Regions from separate parts of the Mus musculus genome. Here region 1 is linked to region 2. Evidence: chromatin loops called from intact Hi-C (ENCODE). Cell type or tissue: heart. All regions are shown on one strand. Each heading gives the region's core, and the rest is flanking DNA. Links, peaks and the distances in the headings are about the cores only. Region 1 overlaps Milr1 (mast cell immunoglobulin like receptor 1). Region 2 overlaps Tex2 (testis expressed gene 2).

The links. A loop is a pair of places that touch in the nucleus more often than their neighbours do. Peaks named below come from ENCODE experiments on the same cell type or tissue, not always from the same donor. Only the 100,000 strongest peaks of a DNase experiment are listed, where the experiment ranks them.
Region 1: a loop joins it to region 2, with 2.0 times the contacts of the local background. A loop is called at or near these places in 5 of 42 quality-filtered maps.

What each region holds. Positions count from the first base shown.
Region 1 is chr11:106,766,350-106,775,168 of GRCm38, forward strand. Milr1 (mast cell immunoglobulin like receptor 1) reads left to right here. Exons shown (of 7, transcript NM_001033435.3): 7 at 604-1,416. The coding sequence ends at 656. It overlaps Polg2 (polymerase (DNA directed), gamma 2, accessory subunit), which reads right to left. Exons shown (of 8, transcript NM_015810.2): 5 at 7,246-7,386; 6 at 7,036-7,116; 7 at 6,303-6,403; 8 at 1,855-2,122. The coding sequence ends at 1,957. Among named protein-coding and RNA genes, the nearest start is that of Polg2, 8.8 kb to the right of the region's middle. In heart, for the core only: CTCF peaks have their summits at 1,353 (motif pointing left) and 4,084 (motif pointing left); no DNase peak of the experiment used is centred there.
Region 2 is chr11:106,509,376-106,518,293 of GRCm38, forward strand. It overlaps Tex2 (testis expressed gene 2), which reads right to left. Exons shown (of 12, transcript NM_198292.3): 9 at 4,212-4,337; 10 at 2,527-2,736. It also overlaps the pseudogene Gm17925. Among named protein-coding and RNA genes, the nearest start is that of Gm22711, 13 kb to the left of the region's middle. In heart, for the core only: a CTCF peak has its summit at 3,986 (motif pointing right); no DNase peak of the experiment used is centred there; H3K27ac peaks cover 1,934 bases.

The DNA of each region.
Region 1 (8,819 bases), core at 820-8,819, 260 kb after region 2:
AGCACTTACCTACCTCACTTGTGTGAGGATTTGAGTTTGAATCCTGATCTCTTATGCAAAAAGCTGTGCTTGGGCCTGTGAGATGCAGAGATGCAGAGACTTCTGGGGCTCACTGGCATCCAGCCTAGCTTCAGGTTTAGTGAAAGACCCTATCTCAGGAGAATAAGGTAGGAAGTGATAGGACGGGAAATGTAATGGCCTCCTATGGCCTTCATGACCCCCCATATACACCACACACACACACACACACACACACACACACACAGAATAAATTGTTATTAAACTGGAAAAGACCAGTTAATACTTGCTTCTTTCAGGTTGCCCATCTAGAAATGGGGATTTTAAATAAAACTAATCTATTATATTTACTTCTTGTGTATGGGCCAGCATATGCCATGGTATGTGCAGGAAGTCAGGACAAGCTGGAGGAGACAGCTCTCTCCTTCCTCCGTGTGGAGCCCTGGCATAGAACTGATGTCATCAAGCTTGGTGGCCAGTGCTGTTGGCCCCTAAGCCAACACACCCGAGAAGGGCGTTCTTTTTAAGAGTTTCTATGAACTCATGGCTGTAGCTTACTGAGTTATTGTCTCTCTTCAATTTCAGAAGGTGGTACGGATGGAAAAGCTGATTACATCTACTCTGAACTCACCCACTGAAGTGTGAAGAAACTGACTGTATCCCAGTGTAAAGACTTTCCAGTAAGCTGTGTATGAGAAAATAGGAAACTCACCTGGCACTTAAGAGTTCCATTCTAGGCTGAGGCAGGAGGATCCTGAGTTTGAGGCCAGCTGGGACTACATAGCAAGACCTTGTCTTAAAACACAAAATCAAAAAAAGATTTAACCTGGTCACCTATAGTGAGTGTATTTTACACATCTGGACACTATTTCTTTGGCTAATTTGGGCACTAATCTTGTTATCCAAGTAGCCAGGCTTGATAAGAGTTAAAACATACTTAGGTTTTGTGGCCTTCCACCTTCTCCCTTCCCAACACAATTATCTTGGGGCCGAGGAGGTGGTTCAGCAGTTAAGAGCAGACACTAGGGCTGGTGAGATGGCTCTGTGGGTAAGAGCACGGACTGTTCTTCCATCAAGGTCCTGAGTTCAAATCCCAGCAACCACATGGTGGCTCACAACCAACCATAATAAGATCTGATGCCCTCTTCTGGCGCATCTGAAGACAGCTACAGTGTATTTATGTATAATAATAAATAAATCTAAAAAAAAAAAAAAAAAAAAGAGCAGACACTACTCTTCCAAAGGATGGGAGTTTGAGTCCAGAGTCTACATCCCACAACTCAAGCTGCCAATAACATTGTTTCCAAAGGATCCATCGCCCTCTTCTGGCATCTGCAGGCACTACACTCATGTGCACAGACACACCTAAACACATAATTAAATAAATTGGAGTTGGAGAGATTTTCTTTTTCTTTTTTAAGACATGGTTTCTCTGTGTAACCCTGGCTGTCCTGGAACTCACTCTGTAAACCAGACTGGCCTCAAACTCAGAGATCTGCCTGCCGCTGTCACCCGAGTGCTGGGAAGAAAGGTGCATACCACTATGCCTGGCTAGTTTTGTGTTCTTAATAAACCATGTCTTTAGTTAGGGTTTTACTGCTGTGAACAGACACCATGACCAAGGCAACTCTCATAAAGGGCAACATTTAACTGGGTCTGGCTTTCAGGTTCAGAGGTTCAGTCCAGTATCATCAAGGCAAGAGCATGGCAGTGTCCAGGCAGGTATCTTAAAGCCCACACCCACAGTGACACACGTACTCCAAGGCCACACCTCCAAATAGTGAAACTCCGTGGGGCCATATTCAAACCACTACAGACCATATCAAAAGGACAATAAAAAATGAATCAAATATCTACTTTATAAATACAAAAGTCCAAAACTGTATTAATGTAAGCGAATGAACTCAACAGAGAATATTTATTAGAGAATATGAAGACCTACACATTGCTAGCTGACGCTAGGTACTTGACCAGGAAGTCTCTCAGCTTGGATATGTGCATCATTTCCTTCATCGTGGTGTCTCTGCTCCGCAGCTGGATTAGCCCATTTTCCAGCGTAGTCTCAGTGACCAGAACTGAGAAGAGGACACTCATCTCATCGTACCTGAGAGAACGGTTCAATGAAACGCATGAGCGCCTGGGCAGACATCAGCTCCTCATCTCATGGACACCCCTGAGCCTGAGCTGCTCTCAGCTCAGTCAGGTGGTCCTTTACGAAGGGCCGAATCATGCCCTACCCCCACTCCCACTTCTAAAGCATACTCAAAGGGAAGGTTTGAGCTTACTGTGTTGGCACCTAAAGGGGTACTATAGATGGCACCTGAAGGGGTACTATAAATGAATTCCTCAATGACCTCAGTGTTTTGAATTCAACTTTAATGATAGCAAACTATTTGCAGACAAAACTCTCTTAGAATAAACCATATTAAAAAAACATAAGGATTTGGAATACAACAGATCACAACAAATCCATACTCCATTTATGACTTAACATGTTACTTGCTGTTTCTAATTCGTTAATCATTGAATGAAACACTAGCCTTCCCGCTTTCCAAAATCTACTAAAGATGAATTTTTAAACATTTTACTGCCGGGCAGTGGTGGCACGTGCTTTTAATCCCAGCACTTGGGAGGCAGAGGCAGGCGGATTTCTGAGTTCGAGGCCAGCCTGGTCTACAGAGTGAGTTCCAGGACAGCCAGGGCTACACAGAGAAACCCTGAATCAAAAAAACCAAAACCAACCAACCAAAAAACCAAAACCATCTTACTGATTTTCACTTTACGCACATGAGTGTTTTACTTGTATGTATATCTGCATGGGCCTGGTGCCTACGGAGGCCACAAGAGGGAATTGGATGCCCTGAAACTGGAGTTAATGAACAGTTGTGAGCTGCCACATGAGTGCTGGTCACCAAATCTGTGTTCTCTGGTAGAGCAGCCAGTGCTCTTAACTACTGAGCCTTCTTTCTGGCCCCAAACATTCAGTTTTTAAAAACTAGGCATGTGGATTATATGTCTATGATCCCAACACTCAGGAAGGGGAGGCAGGACAATCGAAGTTCAAGGTAATAATACTCAACTACATACTGAGTTCAAGGCCAGCCCAGGGCAAGGCTGAGATGCTATAGAGGACGTACGTTGCATACAGATAAGTACTAGGGAACCAGGAATGGTTAAAACATGAATACTCCTCTCTTCAAAGGAAGGACATGTTTACCTGTCTTCCATCTGAAATGCGAAAAGGGTGCAGGTTACAGTCTGGTGATGTTTTGTAATCTGTAGGGCCAGGCATCACCTGAATACCCCGGAATATTACTTTTGTTTATTCCAGGCTACCCCCAAAATCTTAAGCATTGCTTCTCACTCCATAAAATCCACCTCTGAGATGTCACTTCACAGCTAAGTGACTTCTAAATTCTCTTAGGGCTGGGCCAACCCTGACTCCCTCAGACCTTCTCCTAGAGCCTTATCTAGGGCATTGTTTCTAAGTCAGCAGAACCCATCTCTATGGGAGAAGCATATGGACTTTGTACAGAGTTACACTGTAAATACTTTTTTTTTTTAGAGTTATTTATTATTATATCTAGGTACATTGTAGCTGTCTTCAGACACACCAGAAGAGGGCATCAGATCTCATTGCAGATGGTTGTGAACCACCATGTGGTTGCTGGGATTTGAACTCAGGACCTTTGGAAGGACAGTCGGCGATCTTAACTGCTGAGCCATCTCACCAGCCCCCCCATGTAAATGCTTCTTAAGCCTTGTTTTACACTAGGGACTGAGTTAACTGTCTTCAGGAAACTTTTCCAAAATTGTACAGCGCGTAAATATGACTAAATGAAAGCACCTGGTGTGAGACTCCGGAAGTCTGACCTAGCACTGGCTGAGTTGGGCTGAACCGAGTTCCACTCCCGTCTCTCCCAGGATTATATTGCTGCAGGTTGCAGAGTTTGCAGGGATCCCCACAGATGCAGTCTCAAAAAACAAAAACAAAACAAAACAAAAAACCACAAAAACCCTGTAACTCCAGTTCCTGGGGATCTGGTGCCCTCTTCTGTCCTCTGTGAGCACTGCACACACATGGTGCACAGATATGCATCCAGGCAAAATACTCATGTACTAAATTAAAAAAAAGTAACAACAACAACAACAACAACAACAAAAGGATTCTGGACTGCAAATATGTGTCATGGCACACCCACAGAGAGAAAGAAACCTAGAGAAAAATTTAAATGACACTCCCTCCCAACAAACAAGACTTTAGAGCACACAGAAACTAGGAAGTTCAAGTTCCCCTCCTTCGTTTTATATCTGAACAAACACCAGTTCTTCCATTCCCATTTTGCCCTTGCTAGAGTCTATAAAACCCAGGCCTTGTGCTCACCCCGCCCCGAGCTATCTAAGCCACACACCGGGGTCTGTTGCTCCTGCTGAGAGCTGTTTCCCTGCAGATAGTATCTGGAAGGTATATTTTAGTTATGCATTGCTTTTTAGATACAGGATCTCATTATGTAACTCAAGTTGGCCTGATCCTTGTCATCCTCCTGCCTCAGCCTACAGAGTGCTGAGATGGAAGGTATGAGTTACCACGCCGACAAAGTAGAAGAACAAAACACAAAATTTCCTAATCTTAGATATACATTCAACACAAAAAGCTAATTTTTAAAAATCAAGATAAGCATAAAAGGATAAATTATTTTTATTAAAAAAAAGAAATAAAATTGCAAATTGGCAATACTAGAGAGAATTTAACTATAAGATATTTTAAAAATCCTGACAAAATATTAGTGACTTTGATCTGGGTGGTGGTGGGAAGGCAGAGCAGTGTTGAGATCTATACAGAAGCTAGGTGTATGTGCGATCACACCTATAACCTCAGCACTCCAGATGAGGAAAGGGCTGTCCATGATTCTGAGGCCAGCACGAGAGACAGAAGATTTAGGGTCAGTCTGGGTTACAGTTTGAGACTCTGTATTGAGAGATCTTGAGAATAGGTGAGATGTTGTGTGCACAGACAGACAGACAGACAGACAGAGGTTGAGACTGAGGAGTTAAGCTCTCACCATGTGGTGGTGGACTGGATTGGGGGAAGCAATGAAGATGTCTTAGACTGAATATCCCTTATCTGAAATGCTTAGACCAGATGTGTTTTAGAGTTAAACAAACAAAAACAAAACACACTGAATATTTAATTATATAATTAATTCTCCTGGGGCTAGGACCAACGTCTGAATATGAAATTTACTCCTGTTTCATATAAGATGTACCTTATACATACAGCTTAAAGGTAATTTTAGACAGCGTCTTTGTTTTGACTATAGTCTGTCATAGGTCAGGTCATATGGAAATTTTCGTTTATAAAAATGTTAGTGCTCAGAAGTGTCAGATGTTGGATTTTTCAGTGAGAGATGATTACCTCGTCATAAAAAAGCCAGGAAAGGCCTTCCATTCATGTTACTTCGGTTCTGATTCTATACACCTAACTTTCATCCCTGAAACTGGAGAAGCTGAGGTGAACATAGAAATACTTGACAGGGGCTGGTGAGATGGCTCAATGGGTAAGAGCACCCGACTGTTCTTCCGAAGGTCCAGAGTTCAAATCCCAGCAACCACATGGTGGCTCACAACCATCCCTAACGAGATCTGACTCCCTCTTCTGGAGTGTCTGAGGACAGCTACGGTGTACTTACATATAATAAATAAATAAATTAAAAAAAAAAAAAAAGAAATACTTGACAGTACTCTTCTTTCCTATGGCAATCAGCTCAAGGCACAAGGTCTTATAAAAGGAAGAGCTAGGAGCATTTTGTAAAAAGATTGACTTCTTTCTATTTTACGTTTGCTTGCCTGTATGTACACCATCTGTGTGCCTGGTACCCACAGAAGCCAGGAGCCTACAGTTACAGAAGTCTGTGAGCCTCCGTGTGGGTGCTGAGAACCGACTTCTGGCCCTCTACAACAGCAGACACTGTTCTCCAATGCCGAGGTGTTGCTCACTAATCATTTGCTATTTTTAAGGATTTATGTTTTGTGTGTGTGTGTGTGTGTGTGTGCAGTGCCTGTGGAGGACAGAGGAGGTTGCTGAATCCCTGAGCGGCTGCAGCTCTGAGCCACCTAACTTGGAGGCTGGGAACCAGACTTAGACTCTGGAAGAACAGTAAGCACTCAACCACTAAGCCTCCCTCCAGCCCCATTTTGCAGATTACATTTAGAAGAGATTGTTTCTATCTGTAGAATGAAACATATAATCAAAACTAAACAATGAGAAGAAAGGGAATTCTTACTTTGAATGGAGTTGCTCTAATGAGGAATGGACAGTTTCCGAATAGCCAGGCCACACAGAAATCCCATTTTCTAGTAACTCATTAAGTAGCCCTTGACAAACCTGGAGGAAAACAAAAGAGACTTCAAATACTAAAGAAAAGGGCTTGTGAAACTGTAAGCCACGTGTAAACTGGTTATAATGTTCCTGGTTATATAGTGTTAGAGTTTACACACTGAACACTTTAGAAACTGCATATTGCCTCTAAAAGTAAAGAAATTAAGCGGGCGGGAATGAGCAGGGCTAGAGGGGGGAAAAAAGAAATTAAGCAATGCCAACCGAGTATTGACTGCAGATCTACCAAGAAATAGTTTGATACCAACAAAGAATTATCACCATTATCGTCCAGAACACAAAACAGAAAACAAAAACCCTATGGTTGGAAGCAGCCATGTTAGCTGTAAGGCATGGGAAGGTGGGAACTGTGGGAATTGTGCCCTGGGGATTTTATTTCCACATCAGGAGAAAGAAGAACAGCCTGGGAAACCCCAGCAGGGCACTGCAAAAGTCAGCTACACAAACTGCTTCCGGACCACTGCTTAGCAACTGGTGGCAAGATGGCTCAGAGGGGAAAGTTCCTGCCAAGCCGAGGACCCACAGGATGGAAGAAGGGATCAATGCCTAAGCCTAAGCTGTCTTCTGACCTCCAAACCGCCCGTGCGCACACACAGTTGTAAGAAGTCGTGGCAACTCACCTGTCGGAGTTCTACCGTTGGGCCTTTCCCCACATCCAAAGCGACCTTAATAGGGGCTAAACAAGGGTGAAGTTTAAGCACCTGAAGCAATTAAGGGACAAGAGGAAAAAGGGAAGCACTGTTAATGTGTAAGAATAAAAAAAACAAAACAAAACCAAAAACCCCCACATAACTTTGTTTTTTCGAGACTGTGTGAAATCGCAAAAGCACCTTTCTCTGGAGGCTCTTCTTCCTGGCAAAGGAGTTCTCTGCCAGCTGGAAGGAATCGTAGAGGTAAGCCAGCGTGCCCAGGTCTACGTCCCCACTTACAGACAGAACGCAAGGAACCACGTTTTTCCGCCCATCTCGACCCTTCATAGAAGAAAACAAAATAAAAGTACCATTAGCAGAACCTTCTATTTTCTGTGCGCGCGCGTGGATCTTGTGTTTGTCTCACCGTGTAGCTCTGTCTGTCCTTGAACTCAAGAGATCAACCTACCTGTACCTCTCAAGTGCCGGGATTCAAAGCTTGTGCCACTCTGACTGGCAAGCAGAACTTTTTCTTAAAGTCATATATTTTAGACTTATGCAATCAGAATGAATCACAGATTCACTTTATAAAGCGCCTACTCCATGACAGGACACTGCTGAGCCCCGGGCCCCAAAAATAACACTTTCTTTTTAAAAATGTCAACCCTCGCAGCTCCAGTCACCGGGAGTGGACCTAGGTCTCGGAACCTTTTCAATGCTGTTTGGAAAGGCAACATCTAGGGGTTTGTTGTTGTTTTCTTTTGTTGAGAGAGGATTTCTGTATAGCTCTAGCTGTCCTGGAACTTGCTCTGTGGACCAGGCTGGCCTCCAACTACGAGATCCACTTGGCTCTGCCTCCTGAGAGCTAGGATCAATGGCGTGTGCCACCACTGCACAGCTGGAAAGGGAACACTTGTTTAAATAGTTCCTTCACTATTATTAAGCGTGTGTGATAATGGGGAGGGGGGGGTCACAAGTACATCTGATGTCACAGGACCTACGTGGGTTCATAGTTGCTAGTTTCACTACTTGGGCTACAGGAACTGAACTCAGCTGTTAAGATCCATAGTAAGTGCTTTTACCAGCCAAGTCATGTCAAAAACCCAATTTTATTTTTTAAGCCAGTCTCACCTTGAAATCTCCTGTCTCAACCTCAGGTGCTCTGGGGTTCAAGGCATGTCCTACTTACTTGACTGGCTCCTGAATTTATGTTCACTAAGACTTGGGTTTCATCCTGAGATATAAATGGAAATACACTGCACAGGGCTGGAGAGATGGATCAGGGGTCAAGAGAATTTGTTCTTGCAGAGGACCGGGGTTCTAGTCTGAGCACTCACATGGCGGGGTATATGTGTAACTCCAGTTCCAGGGGATCTGATGGCCTCTTGGGCACTACATGCGTATGGGCCACGGAGATATAAGCAGGTCAAACACCCACACACAGAATAAAATACATTAAAAAAAAAAATAAATGGATATACACCGGCGAAACCTAAAAGACACCGTTTTAACCAAGTGATGTAAGATACCACACTAACACCTGGTGGTGTTTCCTAATGTGTCCAGAGAAGGGCACACCAGCTCTGTCATAGTCCTGGCAGGGCACAAATACAACAGTCAGGAAAAGTTCAGAAAGAACTGCTCAAAGGCTCACTCTACAATGCAACTAACTTCTTCCAAAGTGCCAGGAACATAAGACTAGGGAAGATGAAAGGAACTTTTCATCTGGAGAAGAGAGACGGGACAGCTCCATGCAAACGGCGCTCTGGGCTGGA
Region 2 (8,918 bases), core at 381-8,380:
TAGTGGACAGCACCTAGCAGTGTAGAGCAAGATGTAGAGTCAGAAGATGAGGATGAGCAGGGTGTAAAGCTCTTTGTGTGCCCACGAAGTGTTCTGCTCCTGGAGGCGGGAACCAGGTTCCACAGAAAAAAGTAAAATGTGATGCAGATGATGACAGTGATAGAGATGATGATGATGAAGAAGATGATAAGGAAACTGAAGAAAAAGCTCCACGGAAGAAATCTATGAGACACTCTCCTAAAAAACTCACTAAACACAAGCCAAAATGGAAAACCTCCAATCTACCTACACCAAGATTAAGAATCCAAAGAATCCTTCAAAAGACAGAAAAGAATTCCCAAACACGAAAAGGACCTGGTTCTGTAGAAGATATTATGGCAAAAATGTAAACAAGTCTAGAAAAGAGGAGGGGGTTCCTTTAAAAAAAACAAACAGTGGAGCCAAGTTCATAAATCGTGTGAAGAATAGCTTCCAATGACCAGCCAGGAGGGTACTGGAGACTTCTGGCAGTGGAGAAGACCTCTATAAGAAAATGGTTTAAGGCGGCTAGAGAGATGGCTCAGCAGTTAAGAGCACTGACTGCTCTTCCAGAGGTCTTGAGTTCAGTTCCCAGCACCTACGTGGTGGCTCACAACTATCTGTAACAGGATCTGATGCCCTCCTTCTGGTGTGTCTGTAGACAGCTACAGTGTACCCTTATAAATAAATTAAAAAAAAAAAAAAGCCGGGTGTGGTGGTGCACAACTTTAATCCCAGCACTCAGGAGGCAGAGGCAGGGAGATTTCTGAATTTGAGGCCAGCCTGGTCTACAGAGTGAGTTCCAGGACAGCCAGAGCTATACAGAGAAACGCTGTCTCGAAAAACCAAAAAAAAAAGTGGTTTAAACAGCTTGAAATATCTCATTTTACTTCACTTCTGCTTTTTGTTGTTTTCACTTCTGTTTTTTGTTGTTTTTTTGTTTGTTTGTTTGTTTTATGAGACAGGGTTTCTCTGTGTAGCCCTGGCTGTCCTGGAACTCACTCTGTAGACCAGGCTGGCCTTGAACTCAGAAATCTGCCTGCCTCTGCCTCCGGACTGCTGGGATTAAAGGCGTGAGCCACCACCGCCCCGCCTTACTTCACTTCTGTAGCAGCTGATATCGAGATGCCTGACCTTTCATAATGCAAAGTAAAAGCTTTCCCTACTGCATTCTACAAATTCTGTCCATGCTCCCATTGCCAAGAATGTGTTATCTAAAATTCCTGTTTGGTTTTCAAGGATGGCACTCCATCCTTTCCTTGGCTGTAAGTATGAGTGGAATGTCATGATAGGATGTAGTCACACTGGTGGGCAGACATGGGGATGGTGGGGAGACAGAAATATACATGTGAAATAAACTCAGTATTTAACGTTTTTAAAAAGTCTAGATAAGACACTGAGCGCTATCAAACTACCTAAACCTGTAATCTGTTGCTGACAGTGCTATAGAAACGCAGGAAAATGCCAGACTGCCGTGCTTCTAGTGTGTCTTAGGTTATGTTTTTGAGGAGTGAAGGACAGAAAAAGGGTCTTGAACATGTTAAGCAAGTTTCTTACTCTATTTAAAACTCAGCAGTTAAGAAAAAATGTTGTATCAACTCACTATTTTAGAATAACCTTTTAAACCTAGTATAGTAAGGTATTTAGCAGTGTCTATTTCTGGAGTATATAAATGTGGACTTTTAAAAAAAATTTATCTTATGTATGTGAGTACACTGTAGCTGTCTTCAGATACACAAAAGGGCAGCATCAGATCCCATTAGAGATGGTTGTGAGTCACCATGTGGTTGCTAGGACTTGAACTCAGGATCTCTGGACGAGCAGTCAGGATCCCTGGGGGGTGCTGTATCTTCAGCACCACCCAATGGTACTTCCACCCAGAGCCTCCTCCTTAGAGAGCCTCCTATCACAACACCAAGACCTCACCCAGGAGCGTCTCCTCCCTGCCTGGACCTGCTAAAAGTATGACTGTCATCTGTCAAGCAGGAAGGCCTTGAAAGACGGAACCAGTGCTGTGGCTCCAACCCAGGCTGGGCAGAGACGGGGCTAACTACAAAGGGCGATTGGTATTAATGGTGGATGAGTCAGCTTAAGAGAGAGGAGGACCAAGGACAGAAACAGCCTCTCCCACAAACCTCACACTCACCTTAACTCTTCCTAACATATGAAGATCACCCTTAAAAATGTACAAGAGAGCTGGGTGGTGGTGGCACACGCCTTTAATCCCAGCACTTGGGAGACAGAGACAGGCGGATTTCTGAGTTCGAGGCCAGCCTGGTCTACAAAGTGAGTTCCAGGACAGCCAGGGCTACACAGAGAAACCCTGTCTCAAAAAAACCAAAAAAACAAACAAACAAAAAGTACAAGAGACAGTCATGGACAAAAACACAATGATTAATGATTGACAGGAGTCTACTAAAAACAGTGGGCAAATGCTCTTGTCCAGGGTTAAGTAGACTGGGACTTTATAGTCACGTGGTAAAGGGATCACTTAGGGAATATACGCACCATATCCGGTCAGTCGGTGGTGGGGGGATGTTGACCGCCAAGGTCCCTCGACACTCTTGCACTTCCACAGTTAGCAGCAGTGGTGTATTAGAGACTTCTTCGATCTTCTTTTTAATGAATTCTGTCTCTGTTGCTTTTTGGAAATATTTTGATTTGGTGATCTTATCAACAAACCTCATAATCTTGCTTGTTCGATGACCTCCAACGTACCTTCAAATACAGAATGCAGAGCCGTGTTAGTGTGGGTGTTGGGGGAGTAGGGTTCCCAGGGATCAAAGTCAGGCTGTCAGGCTTGGCAGCAAATGTTGGTCAAGCCATCTCGCTGGCCCTGAATACCATCCACTGGCATGAACCTTGTGACTCCACATAGCTTTCCCACTGCGACACGACACACACAGCGGTCAGGGCACTCTGTTTGAGGAGGACTGTCCTTGGCTTCCAAGGATTAGATGGCAAGAGTGTTCTCCCTTTTGAGATAATCAAACATGTGCCCACCCCCCCCATCCTTCAACCCCCCCCCCCTCCGTGGGGGCTGAATCCCTTTTGGTTGAGAACTACTTTAGAGAACACACCGGTCAGACAGAACATTCTGACCGGACAGCGGATACCCAGACATCCGGACAGAGTCATCTCACCCAGGAGAAGGCTCCTTTGTGCCACTCTGAGCCTCAGCACGAGTCCTCGTCCTACTGGGAAAGCTCTGTTTCTAGAAAGCACCCAGAGCTAACGCTGTACCCGACAGACAGCAAAGCAACAGTTCAATGCACTATCACACCAACGCCTGGAGCCTCTCAAAGGCCTTGGAACCTTTATAGGTTTAGAACTTAGGGGAAAAGCGACATCAAGTGGATATGCTAGCAAGCCAAGGACAGTAGCACGTGCCTCTGGTCCTGCTCACTATCACAGACACAGGAAGCATGGCAGCTGGCTTCTTCACATCCTCTGAGTTTCAGACATCATGGATAGAGTATCCACAGAAATACATGTGTGTGTGCTGAATCCTGGGGTTGAACCCAGAGCCGTGCACATGCTGGATGAGCATGCTACAACCAACAGCATCTCTAACCCTAAACCATAGTTCTAAGAGGTACCAACTGGGCTGGGCACACATCTGTGCTCTCTTCTCACCTTCTGTACAATTTCGAAGAGAGCAGACTGCTATTCACTTATAAGTTTCTGAATTACCTGGTGCTGTAAACCTTAGGTTTCTTTATTTCCTTTTAAATAATGTAGAGGTCTTTACAGAAAGGCATGAGATATACTCTGACCATTACATTGCCAAAGGAACAGACCCAGAGAGCCCCCAGAGGAAGTTCACGATCCAGAAGAGCAGCTAGGTCATCCACAGTCTCAAAAGTCACAAAAGAAATAACCCAAGCATCTGAGCTCCATAGAGAGCAACAGCGAGCAGATGAGGCTGTGATGTGCAGGGTTCCTTTCTCTCTGGACCACCAGGGGGAGGTGGTATGCAGTCTGCACTCTCTGAAGACCTGGCAGCACTTCTGGAGACAAGCCTTTCCTTCAAAGCCTCTTATATTTACTCACACTGCAAGGCAAAGCCAAAGTCTTCCCTTTAGGGTGTTTTACTCAGTGTGCAGGAAGAAGCTGAGAGGGGAAGGGAAAGACAGGCTGACTCCTGGCTGCTCCCTTGACCACCAGAGCCTCCAGAAGCCCCATCCACTCACCCTTCAGCCCCGGGGAGCGGCTGTTTGTCTCCAGCAGTGGGTTCTGGTGGGTCATCTTCCTCAGAGGAGCCAGCACTGGAGGATTCTTCATCACTGTCAGCCAGACAGTATGCCCTGGGCCTGCAACTGCATAGAAAGGAAGTCACCGGCAGTGCACGAATGTGCAAATGCGCTCGCACACACACAGAGGGTCAAGAAGAAACCTCTGTCATATGTTGTCAATGTCACTAAGAGAATCCAAGAGTTCTTGGATTGGCTGCTTACACAGTAAATTCTAGCACCAAGTCCCCTGACAGGATTGCAGAGGACTTGAGCTCAGAACAGTTTGCTTTTGAGCATGCACCAGAGAGACAGGTGGTAGAGTGGGATGGAGTCACATAAAATGTAGGAGCCAGGTCGCGGTGGTGGTGGTGGGGTAAATGGAAGAATGGACAGTTAGCGGCAGTTATGATGGCAGCTTAATGCTGGTGATGTGACAGCCTTACTAAGGATGAGGGGTGCAGGCAAGTCTCTTGTCTATGGCTTAATCGCCCCTCAGATTAGTTTTGACTGAACTGGTAAGATTAGATACATTACACCATGTCTGCTCCATCTCCTGGGGATGGGGTCACAGAGAAAGCCCAAAGCCACAAGATGCCAAGTCTCAAGGGACTCAAAAAAAAAAAAAAAACAAAAAAAAAAAAACACCTGACATAGATCTTAGGTACTTTTAGAGGCCAGGCTTTCTAGCCCCTTTATAGATCACTGCTCTTCATTAAACTCTTTAGGGTTCCAGAGGGTCCCCAGCAGAGCTGTGGGATCAAGGTTTCCTTCTGAGGTGCGAGGTGCACCGGAGGCTTCCTGACCTAGCAAAGGTGTCTGCCTGCTTACGAGATTACTACCCGGGCCCCATCTCTATAGCTCAGGGACTTAGCTAGGCATGCCAGGGACAAAGGACAGAGCTGCCTCTGAACACTATTGAGCAACAAAATGATCACTAAACACAGCCTTGTACTGCTGACCAGGGCAAAGTACTCAGAAAAGACCGTGCAGCTTAGGCCCAGCCTCCCTGTTGCCACTGCCCTCAGGTTCTCAACACCTCCTTAAGCCACTAGAAATCCACTGGGGTAACTGTCTCCTGATTAATGGGGGTCAAGGGCAGAGCACACAGCCGATGCATGAGAGGGCCAGGCTGAGCCTCTCACCCTGAAACCAGAGCAGGCTGTAAGAAGATCCCACTGATGTCCTCCCAGGCAGGACACAGAAATCCGGCTCACCCCGACTCTGAAATGGAGCCAGAGCTGCACCCACATGCTGGACTTCAATGTTGAAGGGGATGTCCCTTTGAGAAGCCCCTCCTCATCTGAAATATCTGCTTCCTGTTCCCCCAACAGGCCAGGTTAGTTTAGAATGCTTCTGTGATGTGCCCTTTATGTTCAGAACTGCCTAGGAGAGCCTGTGGGAAGGCCACCCTCACAGATCTCTTGGGTTTCAAATCTATACAGAAAATTCAATTCTCAAAAAAACTCTGAACTGGGTTTTTAAGATAAGGAGAATCAGAAATGTAAACTGTCAGAGATTACACAACCGACCCATATCTGCACCAAACAGCTGTGTTGCCAGCCTTCAAGCCTCATGCGGCCAGGTGTGGAAGCTGGCTTAACACACAGCCTAGCACGGGGCAGGCCCTCATCCATACACAGCACAAAGCGTCTGAGATCACAGTGAGATCTGCTGAGCCGTGGACCCTCATGTCCCCACCAGTGAGCTGAGCTCTGCACTGAGCTCTGAGGGCCCGGAATGAATGAATCCTCTGCAGGACAGAGGCCAAGCTGCACTCCGCAGCCTCAAGAGAGTGATTCGGATACTGTTGCCTAGGCTACCAGATGATGTGGAGTCCGATCTTGACTAAATGCATTTCTATCATCCAAAATAGGAGTCGTGTTTCGTGGAACCTAGGACCACTGTGTGACTAATGTTTGGCTCAGACACAGTTTTTACAACTAAATGTGCATGTTATGCCCTCGACCTTATGACGTCAACAAGAACTTTAGGGACACAGTATACGTGCTCAGAACAAATGTGTAGGAGGTGAGTACTGGCTCTAAACACAACTCAGTGTTCTATCCTCTCAGAGAGCCACTAAACAGGCTCATTCCAGTTACGCGGCCTCTGGTAAAAACCACTTGAGAAATGTGCCTAGAGTCAGACACAAGAGAAAGTAAATTATTTTATCATGGTCTGTCTTGGGCTTTTTAAAAATTTCTTTCTTGAGATGAGGTCTCACTTTGTAGTCCAGGCTGGCCTGGAACTCACTATGTAGCCTATGCTGGCTTCAGACTCCGGCTAAGTCTCATCCTCAGGGTCTCAAGAGTTGGGATTGCCAGCATGAACTACCATGCCTGGCTCAAATGTTTTATTTCTTGTTCAAATAATCATTATCACTTCTGGCAACTTCCAGCAGTCAGTCAGCCTATCTGTGTGTCTGGCTCTCTCTTTTTGCCTGGACACAGGTCTGTGTTATATGCATGTGCAGTGCCTACTGAGGCCAGAAGACAACAGAGGGCCTTGGAACTGGAGTTACAAATGGTTGTGAGCTTCTGTGTGGGTGCTGGGATTTGAACTCTAGTCCTTTGGAAGAATGGTTGAGCTAGCTCTCCAGCCCCATTCCAGCAGTTTCTTAGACTACCAGTAAAGCAGGCTGACTGCTATCGCTTTGGAGTAGTTAAAAGAATGACACAGATGCCAGAGGCTACTGTAAAAAGCCTTTCAGTGAGGAGTAAATAAACATACTCAACAGCCCTGGGTGGGGCCCTCACTCGCCGCAGAAGGCATTCACTTTCTTTTACTAAAAAGAAACCAGAGTCGGGTGAGGTGGCGCACGTCTTTAATCACAGCACTCCGGAGGCAGAGGCAGGCGGATTTCTGAGTTCGAGGCCAGCCTGGTCTACAAAGTGAGCTCCAGGACAGCCAGGGCTATACAGAGAAACCCTGTCTCGAAACAACAACAACAAAAAAACCAAACAAAAACAAAAAAAGAAACCAGCCTCATGTATTCTTAGCTGCATATGCATTTAGACACACACAACCAGGACAAGACCTAGTCATGGTATACATGGTATACTTGGCTCCTGGGAAGATCAGAAGCCTAGGTAAGGGGGAGAAAACTACACACTGGCCCAAGCTGCACTGAGTACATTGCAGAACCACCCCACTATCCATTTAAAGGATCGGTCATGTAGGATGCATTCCTTCTGACTTATTTAAAGGCCTTTTGATGTGTTTATAAAAAGATAGAGAAGTATAAGATATGTTCTATGGGAGTGTGGCGAGGTATGGGGGAAAGAGGTGTCTCAGCGGGCCCATGCAGAGGCATCTCTTCCCCCTGAGGGACGAGCTAGTATAGACTAGAGTTTATTTAGGGCATGGGGAGGGGAGTTAAGAGGATAGTAGAGGCAGAGAAAGGCAGAGCGAGGGAGAGAGTAGAGAAGTAGAGGTTGGCCATGACCACGTGTGTGTGTGTGTGGGGGGGGGCAGTGGGGAGAGAAGGGAAGCAAGAGGGAGAGGCAAGAGAGAGGAGGGGGCAAGCAGCCCCTTTTCTAGTGGGTCAGGCACACCTGGCTGTTGCCAGGTAACTGTGGGATGGAGTATAGACAGAATGCTAACACCCTTTACAGGTTTCCCCCTAAAATGTAGACTCCTCCTTCCCTTCCACTCCCACAGTGCTGGGGATGGAGCCTAGGCTCTCACACATGCTTAGCTCTCCGCCTGAGCTACACTCCCGGTCCTTGAAATCCATTTTGACTGCCTTACTGCCCCAAAGTGGTTTAACTAGTGGGTGACCAGAAGACATGCTGTTTGTGGAAGTACAAGCTTGAAAGACAAATGCCCATAAATGACTTTCAGAAGGAGCCAAGTTCGGCCTAAAGCAACCTAGATTTCAATTTCTCCGTCTTGTCTCTGGGTACTATAAGCAAACTTCCCACTAGAAGAGAAAACTTCTAGAAGTTCCCCGAGAGCACAGTCATTTGAGTGGGCACTGAACGAAACAGTGAGGCCACCACGGCCCTGCCAAAGCTGGGCCCTGGGGCAAACCCGTGTGTGGTGTGAGGCCTGGAGAGGAGAGGTGGCAGTGGCTAGAGAGGGGGCCTGGAGGAGAGGCTGCTACGGGTCTCTGCAAAGTCCGCACCAGGGTGTTCAGTATTAACAAAGACATTGGTGTTTAGTAACAGCTACCACATGGCTGCCTTCTGTCCATCCTCTCCTTAGCCTCAAGGCAGCCACACATGTTCATGGCTGAGGAACGGAGGAAACAGATTTTAGAAGTGCTTCTGGAACTAGGTTCTGGAATCTTGCATGGGTTTTCAGGGAACTTCAATGCTTCGGAACTCTGAGCCAAACTGTGGTCTGGAGTCCTCAGCTTTTTCCTCACTAAAGAAGGGCTCTGAGGTGGTATCTCTTTGCATTTAAAAGCGGTAGCAAATTATATATCAATGTATATTTTAACATCCTCACAGGAAGAAGATAAGACATTACATTCAGGACTCTTCTTTGAAACAGTGGTTTTAGAAATACACTCCACCATGAAAGCCACATTCCCCAAGAAAGCAAGTCTTTTCAGTCAGTGTAAAGAAACACTGTGAGCATCTTGTGAGCTTGTAGATGGAAACCAGACGTAAAGCCAAGACAGCCAGAAGAACAATAGTCACTGTGGAGTGCGTGAAAGAT